2 separate regions of the Homo sapiens genome follow, and region 1 is linked to region 2. The links are chromatin contacts, found by Hi-C or POLR2A ChIA-PET in ENCODE. All regions are on one chromosome and are shown on one strand. Each heading gives the region's core, a stretch centred on a gene start or an enhancer-like site at or near the end of the contact. The rest is flanking DNA. Distances are from core to core; before and after follow the strand shown. Region 1 overlaps RAD51B (RAD51 paralog B). Region 2 overlaps RAD51B (RAD51 paralog B).

Region 1 (4,938 bases), core at 1,343-3,842, 100 kb before region 2:
GTGGTTTTCTAAATCTGTTTTCAGCAAAAAGGATAGAATGAAAACATTTCCCAAAGCATTGATTACAATCATCACAACTTGGGAAGAAGACTATAGGTATATTTTCCTCTGAGGCAATCAAGAGACTTGAAAACTATACTCTTAAAATAACACATGAAATACTATTATAATTTATAAACAGACTCAACACAGTCTGGTTTCTAACTGACGCTTCATGGGGTTTTCCTGCTGCTTTGCTCCATGGGAAAGACTGAGTCTTCTGATGCTCAGTACTAAATTTGTGTAAGAGCAATTTGCACAGTGTTTAGGACAAGGGCTTTGGAATCAGACCTGAACTTAGATCCTGGGCTCTACCATTTACTCGCTGTGTGACATGGAGCAAGCTTCATAGTCTCTCTGGGTATGATAATACTTAGCTCACATGGTTCTGAGGATTCAGCTGGATAACGCACAGGTAGTCCTTAGCACAGTACCCGGCCTATGGAAAATGTTACCCCACCACTGTCATTAGTTATCCTTTGCTGATTTATACCTTGCTTGTTTAGCTATAAAACCCATGCCTGATTCCCTTTTATACAGCATATAGGCCACTACTGACAAATAACAAATATTTGCTGTCAATATGTTCAAAAGCAATAACAATTTAATTGAAAGTACATATGCTATTTTTGCTATTTCCCTAAAATAAGGCTTATTGAAAACACGCAACACACCCCCAACACCACCAATTACAATGCAAGACCAGAGTGGGATTCTTGGACAAAGGAAAAGATAGATATTTTTAATGGTCATGATTAGGTCTGAAGCCAGGAATAGACAGAATCCAACTTAATCAGCTTCTCTCGAGGAAGAAGAATACCATCCACCTATTAGAAGGAACAAGAAACCCTATATTTGTATAAAGTAACTTCTGTCTCAACTCAACTTTATATATGAGAGAATGCTTACTCCCAAAGCTTCTTTGCATTGCCCTCTTAACTGTATGCTGCTTACAGAGGTGCACCTGTATAGGAAATGGCACCTCATATAGTGTCACATAGACCTTGAGTCCCATTTTTAATGCCTTCCCACAAGGAAAAATAGGGAGAAAAATTAAGATCTTTAAAAAAGAAATACGGGGTATAGATTCATAGACCACCCAGTAGGTCCTCCTTTCACAGCCAGCAAGGCATATAAGCTAGAGAAAAGAGATAGAGGGGAACCAGTTAAAGATGGGATGAACTGCTAAGGCAGAAGGCTGGGAATCAATGTCATTTTGGTCAGAAGGCAGAGGCTCCTGGCCAGGAAAATCCAACCAACACACACACAACACACACACTAATGAAAATAGATGACTTATTTCCACTAAGTATTTAAAAAGTAGCTTAAGGCAGCAAATACCTTGAGTTAAGAGAGAATAAGCAGAATTAACTGGTCATTAGTCAGAGGATTGAGCCAACTGAGCCCAACTCTCTGCCAGTCTATGTGCCCAATGCAGACCCTCTGCCTTCAGCTGACTCATCTTTCTTTAGCTAGGCTATGACTAGACTATACCCAGGCTACACCTACCCTCTGCTCAAGCTTAATGTTCCTGGCCTTTAAGGGACAATGTATATGTCAATTCTAACTTACTCTACATTGAAGGTTAGAAATATCTTTGGTGGGGTGGAAGGGGAGGGGGCCCCATGAGTAGCCATTTTGTATACTGGAGCCTTCCATGAGTACTAGAATGTACAGGTGAAGAGAAAATTGGATAGCACTGGAGACCTGAGTGGGAAATGGCCAGGCCTGAAGACACAGCCTTTGATAGAAACAGCTCATTTTACCTGACTTTTGGTGGGGGACAAAGAAGAGGGAGTTTGTGGTCAGCCAGGGATAGAATAGGTTGGAATGTGATATCTGGTCCTGTTTGGTCAGCAGAAGAGATATTCATGATCAGCAAAATAATTATTCGATATTTAAAAGTCAGATTTTTTAAGGACCCAAGAATCTGACAAACGCCATCACTGAGATTTCTGTGGGGGCAGCTGAGAGGCAAATTTTGTAATCCCCATTTTCCACCAAGTGAACTGGAGTCACCTAAGACCAATAGTACAGATGAGATAAGGGCATGCAGGCTTCCCTGCCTGCTCTCCTTCCTAAGGCAACATGGGACACAGGAGAAGAGAGAGAAACTCTCAGCTCAGATCTACTGACAGGTGACTTCTCCAGGCCTTAATGTCATGGTCTAGAGAATTCCACCTATAAAAGTAATAAACAAATAAATCTAATATCCAGAAATACACTGAAAGATGGTCAAGATGCTACACTGTAACAAGATCAATCTTGTGATAAAAGTCTTTTCAGACTCTGCTAATAAATACCATAAATCAAGTAGGTCAATGGCTTCCGCTTCTATGAAAGTCAAGTATGTGAGGCAATCTTATATGAATTTTGACAAATTTTTGGTGGTTTTCAGTGGCTCTTGATAACATGTGGTTATCATTTCCGGCGCCCACGGGAAGTTTTGAAACTAAATTTTTCATGGAACTCATGTCTCTGTGCAACAGAGTTGAAGGGGTAGGCTGGGCTAGAGGATTCACGAAGCAACCTCAGGCATCTCAGGGGCATTTCTAGCCCATAAAAACACCTGCTTCCTCCTCCCGCCCACTCCCTGGCAGAAACCTGCCACAATCTAACACACATCAGGAAGTTTCAAAATCACTTTAACTGGGCCAGGATGGCGAGGTGCAGTGATAGTCCGTCCTGATACTTCTAGCTCTCAAGTAAACAGCAGCCCCTGGATAATCTGGGTGGCCAGAGAGAGACGCAAGAAGAGAATGTGGGTGCTGAGTCTACTCACCAACCCGCCTGGCACTAAATCCAATGCTTTCAAAGTGACGAGGCTCTGCCTTTCATCAGCTCTGAAGGCACAGTTAATCTTTTTTTCCTTTTTGTACTAAAAATGGTCTCTCTGCTTAAGGCACAGCTTTAAAAATGTTACTTTTGTATCTGAAGTGATCCTAATTGCCATATATGACAGTGACCTAGCCTTTCTATCCAAACAGAGGCCTGGGATAAGTCAGAAATTCAAGTTTTAATCCTGGCTCTGTTAAGGGTTACTGAATGCCTTGCTTTTAAGGAGACAGAGACCGGAACTTTCCTGTGAGAAATTGTTCAGGTCCATTGAGTCCTTTCATCACTAAGGTTTGAGAGAAAGGCCTGGAGTGGTTTTCCCCATGCTGTCCTCCTGCTCCCCAACCATGACGGTGTCTGCCCCAACCTGTCTGCTGTGGTAGGAGCTGGAGGTGAGAAGGAGACAAGAGGAAGAAAGAGAATAAGGAAAGCAATGAGGGCAAGAGGCAGAAGGAAGAGAGTGAGAACAGGGTAGGTCCAGAAAGGCCACGCTCCCAGACGCATGCCTCTCCCCATCCCAAACCCTTCCTGTCCACATCCAGCTTTGTATAGAGATACCCAATATTTGTTACGGAGTTTGAGCGTCACAAAAACAAATGTGGTTTTAGTATTTGCTGGCTTAGTTTTGCCATGCTCTGGAAAATCAAAAATCATTCCACGATTAAAAAAAAAAAACACAAAAATAAACTTTTATCTTAGCTTCAGCTCAGAAAATATCAACTGTCAGTTCTAGAATAAAAGCTGATAAGGTTTCAATATTCCAGCCTGCCATTTCCATCTTGAAGGACTGCACAACAATTGTTTTCTGGGAAATTCTGAAAGGCTGTGGGGAATTTTTCTTGTGAAATATTTGTGGAGAAGAGGCCAAACTTCAATTTGGCTTGAAGAAAACATGGGTGTGGGAGTCAGGCAGACTTTTATTTCTGGCACTGTCACTAACCTGCTGTGCAATTCTGGGAAATTCTCCTAACCTCTCTGTACCTAAAAGTGTTGAGTCCACAAAAGATATGCAGAGAATGAATGTATAACAACTGTTAATGTAGCAGTCTGCTTAGAATAAATGTTTCATATATTTCACCCACATTAGGATGAGTGCTGTACTCAAAATTCCACCTTTGCATTGCTTATCTTCAACCTTAAGAAATCCATCCTACACAGAACCAATGGCAGTGGCCAAGGAAAAGGGGATGAAGGAGCAACTTGAAATAATTTGTGTTTATGGTGAGAATGCTTCCAATCTTAATAAGTTCATACCTCTTATTATCAGCCCTGAGGAAAACTGTCTTCTGTAGATTTCACTGTGAAATCCACAGGCAAAGCTAGAGAAACACTCTGCCTAGTAGGGGAGCCCCTAAAGAAGAGAGTGGCTCAGTCTGAGGGAATGCAGAAGGAGGAGGTGAAAAAAAATCTCCTCAGCTTTGCACAAGCACACACTCGCTCAATCACAGAGGGGGCTGACGCAAGTAGTGCTTCCGTGCTACTTTTGACCACTGAGTTCAGAAAAATGCATTGAAGTAGAATTGTGTCTGCCATTTGGCAAAAGTAAACACACAAGATAACCATGTGGCTCCCTAAGGCAGCTTTCTCTTTGGCCTACTTCTCTTGGGGTGCACATGCAAGGGGATGCAGTGGAAACTGTGGGCCGGCAGCTACCGTGCCATAGACATAGGTGTGGAGAGCTATGGTTCCACTGCTGGCTGCCCCACTGGCCCCAATGGGCTGAGGTTAGCACGTGTTGGTTCCGGATCTCAGATGGGGCCGGCAGTTGTAAAGAGGCCACAAACAGCAAGCTAGTGTGCTGTTTCCACCTTCAGCCCAACCCCGACGGCATCCTGTCAGTGATCTTGGGCCCACTGCAGGAAATAACATGCACAATTGGTGAACTGTGACAATGCAGCCACAGTGGCTTCCAGTGGTGTATTCGCCAACTGTGTGCAATTTTGCAGTTAGTATGAGGCCAAAAAAGTCTCTGGCCAGCTAGAACCTGGAAGAGAACAAGGCCAATGGTCAGATGACTCTGAGGTTCACATGGATGTGGAAGAAACTATCCTACCAGCCTTCTGC
Region 2 (4,826 bases), core at 919-3,418:
GACGGGGTTTCACCATGTTAGCCAGGATGGTCTCAATCTCCTGACCTCGTGATCAGCTTGCCTCGGCCTCCCAAAGTGCTGGGATTACAGGCGTGAGCCACTACGCCCGGCCTTACCCAGGTAATTTAAAAAATTTTTTGTAGCGATGGGGTCTCACTATATTGCGCAGGCTGGTCTCAAACTCCTGAGCTCAAGCAATCCTCCCACCTTGGGCTTTCAACGTGCTGGGATTACAGGTGTGAACCATCGTGCCTAGCCCAACTCTGAAACAATTCTAATCTTCTCTGAATGGAACTGCGGCTAGAGGTCAAGAATCAGGATCAATAGGATAACAGATGTGTGACGGTTATAATACTGAGTGTCAACCTGATTGGACTGAAGGATGCAAAGTATTATTCCTGGGTGTGTCTGTGAGGGTGTTGCCAAAAAGTTAAACATTTGAGTCAGTGGACTTGGAGAAGCAGACCCACCCTCAATCTTGGTGGGCACCATCTAATCAGCTGCCAGTGTGGCTAGAAAGAAGCAGGCAGAAGTTGGACTTGACTTGCTGAGTCTTCATCTTTCTCCTGTGCTGGATGCTTCCTGCGCTTGAACATCAGACTCCAAATTCCTTAGCTTTTAGACTCTTGACTTACACCAGTGATTTGCCAGGGGCTCTTGGGCCTTTGGACACAGACTGAAAGCTGCACTGTTGGTTTCCCTACTTTTGAGGTCTTGGGACTTGGACTGGCTTCCTTGCTCCTCAGCTTGCAGAGAGCCTATTGTGGGACCTCACCTTGTGATCGTGTGAGTCAATACTACTTAATAAATTTCCCTTCATATATTCATCTATCCTGTTAGTTCTACCCCTCTAGAGAACCCTAACACAAGATGAGAACAAATTAAGTCAGTCAAAATCCCCCAAATAAGAAGTTAACCAAACTAAAATCAAAATCATAAACCAACATCATAAGTTGGAACAAGTGTCAACCAAGGAAAGAAAAGGAATACAGGTCCAGTAATCAACCTGAAGTTATACATCTAAAAAGTGGTGTGGCCAGATTAAGCCCCTAATCTAGGTGGCTCAAAGCTTATGTTCTTTTCCATGTCTTACCTCTCTAGGTGTAGTCACAGAGAGTCTATGCGCCTTAAATCGCTAAGAAACTAGGCATGTTTGCAAATGCCTTAACATTTTCCCCGGAAGGTGAAACCTAAAAAAGTGGTTAGCAAACGTATCTCAGAATTTGTTTCTGCAGTACATGTCTCTTTCAGTTTCTACAATGTGGTGAGGAAATTAAACATCTCTCTGGCTCTCCTTTACCACATGAACACCCATGTGTATGTGGATGCATGCACACACACACACACGTGTATGCATGTGCAAACACATACAATTTAACCATCTTCACTTCAGATGGTCTGACCTTCAAGTCAGGTTACCCATAATCAGAAACTGGAATATATAAAAAGGACATATGAAAAAGAATTTAAATTGAATTGAATATTAAAAGTTACAGAACTCACATATTCTCTGTTCAAGCAAATCCTGCTGCCCTTAACTGTGCAAACACATTTGTCTATAATATGTAAAATCATTACATTTGGAGATAAAGTTAAAACCAACATGTTGATCCAAACTAGTGGGAAACAAACTGAAATGCTTACAGCAGTCAAAATTGGAAAAAGTAAATCACAGAGTTACTCAGTACACTGCATAGCTGTTAATTTAGCTTTGGAAAACTCTCTCTTAAAGGAGAACTTCTAAATTGAAGCACAAGATGGCTTGAATAGAGGCAGTGGTTTGTAAGGGAGGAGGAGATTCCACAGAGTACTGAGACCACACATTAGACACCAAGGCTTCTCAAGCACCTCTTCACCTAACCCACTGTATTCTCATGGCAAAACACCTCATGATGCTCTAGGGCATGGAAACCATAATCTATATAATGCATACATCATTATATTCTTTAGGTGGCAATGGATCTAAATGAAAAATATACATAAATGTACTGTCTTAAAGCCAGTTGAAATTATTAGGCATATAAGATTGGAAAACAGGATGCCTGACTTTTACTCAGAGTTTTTCCAGTGACTCACCGTGTAATTCTGAGGACATAACCCTTTGATCCTTAGCCTACAACCCAGAGAATTTTAAATTGTGCTCCTCCAAACCCCCACCTTTGGAGGCACCCTCTCCAGCTTCTTTTGCCCTCAGATGAAAGGATCTGTAGACATGGAAAATGGTTGTTTGGTGATTTCCCGTAACTTCCTTTCTAGTATTTCAGTCATTCTCCTTTTACATCTGAGGGACACTGCAGAGAAATCACTGCTTTGCATAATCAAAGCCACAGGCTTAAAATTTCACTACTGGAGGGGGCAGGCTGAGAAGGAACAAGTCCGGCTTTAACACCACAAATATCTCCAATTACCAAATGTGGGCAGAAAAATGACAAAAAATCAAGGACAGATAGAAAGGTCCTTGGTATTCTTCAAAGCTTCCCTTTGGGATGAAAGTTCCTTGAGGCTTCCAAGGCAGAAAGCCTGGGCAGTCTGCACACCTGGGGTGCATTAGTGAGCCCTGGACTCGAGGTGAAACAGGCTGAATTTCATCTAGATGCTTCCCACAATCCGCTCTCATAAAACTCAGAGTAATTTACCAGCTTAGGAACATGGCAAGGTATTCATGGAGCACTAAATCTGGGGATTACCTTCCAGAGTCACTGGATAAATCCCACTGCTCATCTTTGTAAATACACCTTCATCTTGATTACCTTTATCTCAAGGGGAGTTTCATTTTGTTTGCTGTGGCACACGGTCAAGACTAAAACCCACCTTCAAATCAAATCATTCTCACACCTCTCCTGAGAAGTCTTTCAAAGAGCATCCAAACATTGATGTAACTAATGGGTGAGTTTTAGCATTAGGCTATGTGCCCTTCTAAATACAAAACACCAATGCCTCTGCTGTTGCTTCCCTTCCCTCACCTGCTATGTGGAGGTGATGATAACTTGTCTTGCCAGTTCCCCCAATCTGTATGAAAAGGAAGTCTCACTGTAGTTACCTGGCAGGCTCTAACCTTGCCACAGCAGCCAGTATGGTTGTTCCTGCCCAGAAAAGCCCTTGGTCTCACATTTCCCTAACTCTGTCCTGTACATCTTGAAGTATAACTCAGCACAGAGCTCACCCAGTCACCCTAATCAGTGCATTCTATACATCTGCTCGCCGTCTTTCTCCATTCCCAGCTACTTAGAGAAGCAGATCATAAGGCAGTAGTTTTGCATTCTGGCTCTGCAATTTGCTACCTGTGAGACCTTGGCAAAGTTACTTAGCCTCTTTTTGCCTGGGTTTCCATATTTGTAAAGTGGCGATAATGACGACAGCTGCTCATAAAGTTGTAAGTATTAAATATATAACCTTATCGTGCCTGAAATGTAGTAAAGCACTCAACAGCATGACGATAATCATGATGATACTTTTTCATTATCAAAGTCAACTACTTTTCTTAAAAAGAGTACTCCTCTACCCCGGCCCTCTCTAACATTTACAATCCCCTCATCTAACAGTGGGCAGAGTGGCCTCCTACTCCCAAACCACAACTAGCTAGAACAAACTGAGCCATTAGTAAGCAGGCTGTAGGATAAACACGTTTGGGCAAAATAATAGATGAAGGCAAAGTAAAGATGAATGTTAGCGCTCCCCAAACCATCTGTGCTCCATCAAACTAGACATTCTAAACACGTAGGCTATGGTTCAGAATCCATTCAAAGTTGGGGTATTTTAAGGTGACAGGTGGCAAAACTTTAACCATTAGGGTGACTTATGGAACTAGGCAATGCTGTAGCCTATACATGTTATTCAGGACTGAGGAATTGTCGGTGCCATAGGCCAAGCTCTAGTCTCAGAATGCAAGGGGGGAATAAAGGGTGGAATACAGGGCACCCTCTCCCCCCATACACAAATATACATTCTACCATCTGTTTCTACCATCTGTGCAAGACCCAACTGTCTTGAAGTCAGACCTCAACTGGCTGGTGTCCTAGTGTTTGGGACTCCTTATAAGCCATTCACATCTCCCATGTGATGTAAGGCATACCACTCCTATGGTGTGATGCCCTGAAAGATGTAACATCTGTTTACCCATGTCATAGCCTAGCATTCTAATGCATGCTTTCTATGGTAGTCTTACTCCTAAAAGTTACAATAACAACATAGAAGAGCATTTTTCAACTTGTATCCCTCTCTGTATTATGTTATTACTAGAGATGTTCTTTGAAAAAAATTCCATATGACATATAAATATTATCAATTTCTATGTGTATTATGACATAAGAAAGGCTGTGAAGCACTGTTCTAGACTAAGATCAGAAAGAAACCTTCAATTCATAAGTTCCAAACATTTACGGAGTACCTACTAAGTACAAGTCATGTTACACTACATACTTTTAATATTCTGTATTTAGATTTTCTATCTGTAGCTCCGAAATAAAACAACAAATACATTTGTATCAGAGGAATGACCTCAGAGTAATAATAGCTACAAGTAGTTTGCGAACTTTTTAGGTAAAAAATAAAAGGTAAATTTAAATACGTATTTTTAATTTGCTGCATAAAATGTGTTTTATCCCAATCAGATTCTTGCCAAGAAAGAAAAAAAGAAAAGACAACAGAGCCTCATCCTGAAAAGAAAAAGCCTGAAAACCTAGGGATACATGAGAAACATCTGCCGCATACTAGCGCAGCAAGGAAACCACTCACCAATAAACAGTAATTTAACTGTAAAAGGAATGCTTCACACATAATGAAAGCAGTTCCTTTATCTTCAAAGGAAAACTATTAATGAAGGAAGA

What was found. A loop is a pair of places that touch in the nucleus more often than their neighbours do. ChIA-PET counts read pairs that join two places held with the same protein, here RNA polymerase II (POLR2A). Pooled maps may share reads with other maps.
Region 1: a pooled map shows a loop between it and region 2 (5-fold over the local background). The contact joins two enhancer-like sites. A Hi-C loop is called at or near these places in 2 of 37 single-sample maps with no recorded cell type and 7 of 50 pooled maps. POLR2A ChIA-PET finds 5 or more read pairs at or near these places in 1 of 52 experiments (activated T-cell).

The regions. Positions count from the first base shown.
Region 1 is chr14:68,283,370-68,288,307 of GRCh38, reverse strand. The region is part of intron 7 of RAD51B (RAD51 paralog B); the gene reads right to left. Among named protein-coding and RNA genes, the nearest start is that of RAD51B-AS1, 400 kb to the left of the region's middle. RefSeq lists enhancers at 2,768-2,817, 2,978-3,037, 3,088-3,137, 4,874-4,938. Within about 2 kb of position 2,592, at least 13 of the 41 ENCODE cell types and tissues checked have a DNase peak (open chromatin) inside an H3K27ac peak, as active enhancers do.
Region 2 is chr14:68,179,098-68,183,923 of GRCh38, reverse strand. The region is part of intron 7 of RAD51B (RAD51 paralog B); the gene reads right to left. Among named protein-coding and RNA genes, the nearest start is that of RAD51B, 360 kb to the right of the region's middle. Within about 2 kb of position 2,168, at least 4 of the 41 ENCODE cell types and tissues checked have a DNase peak (open chromatin) inside an H3K27ac peak, as active enhancers do.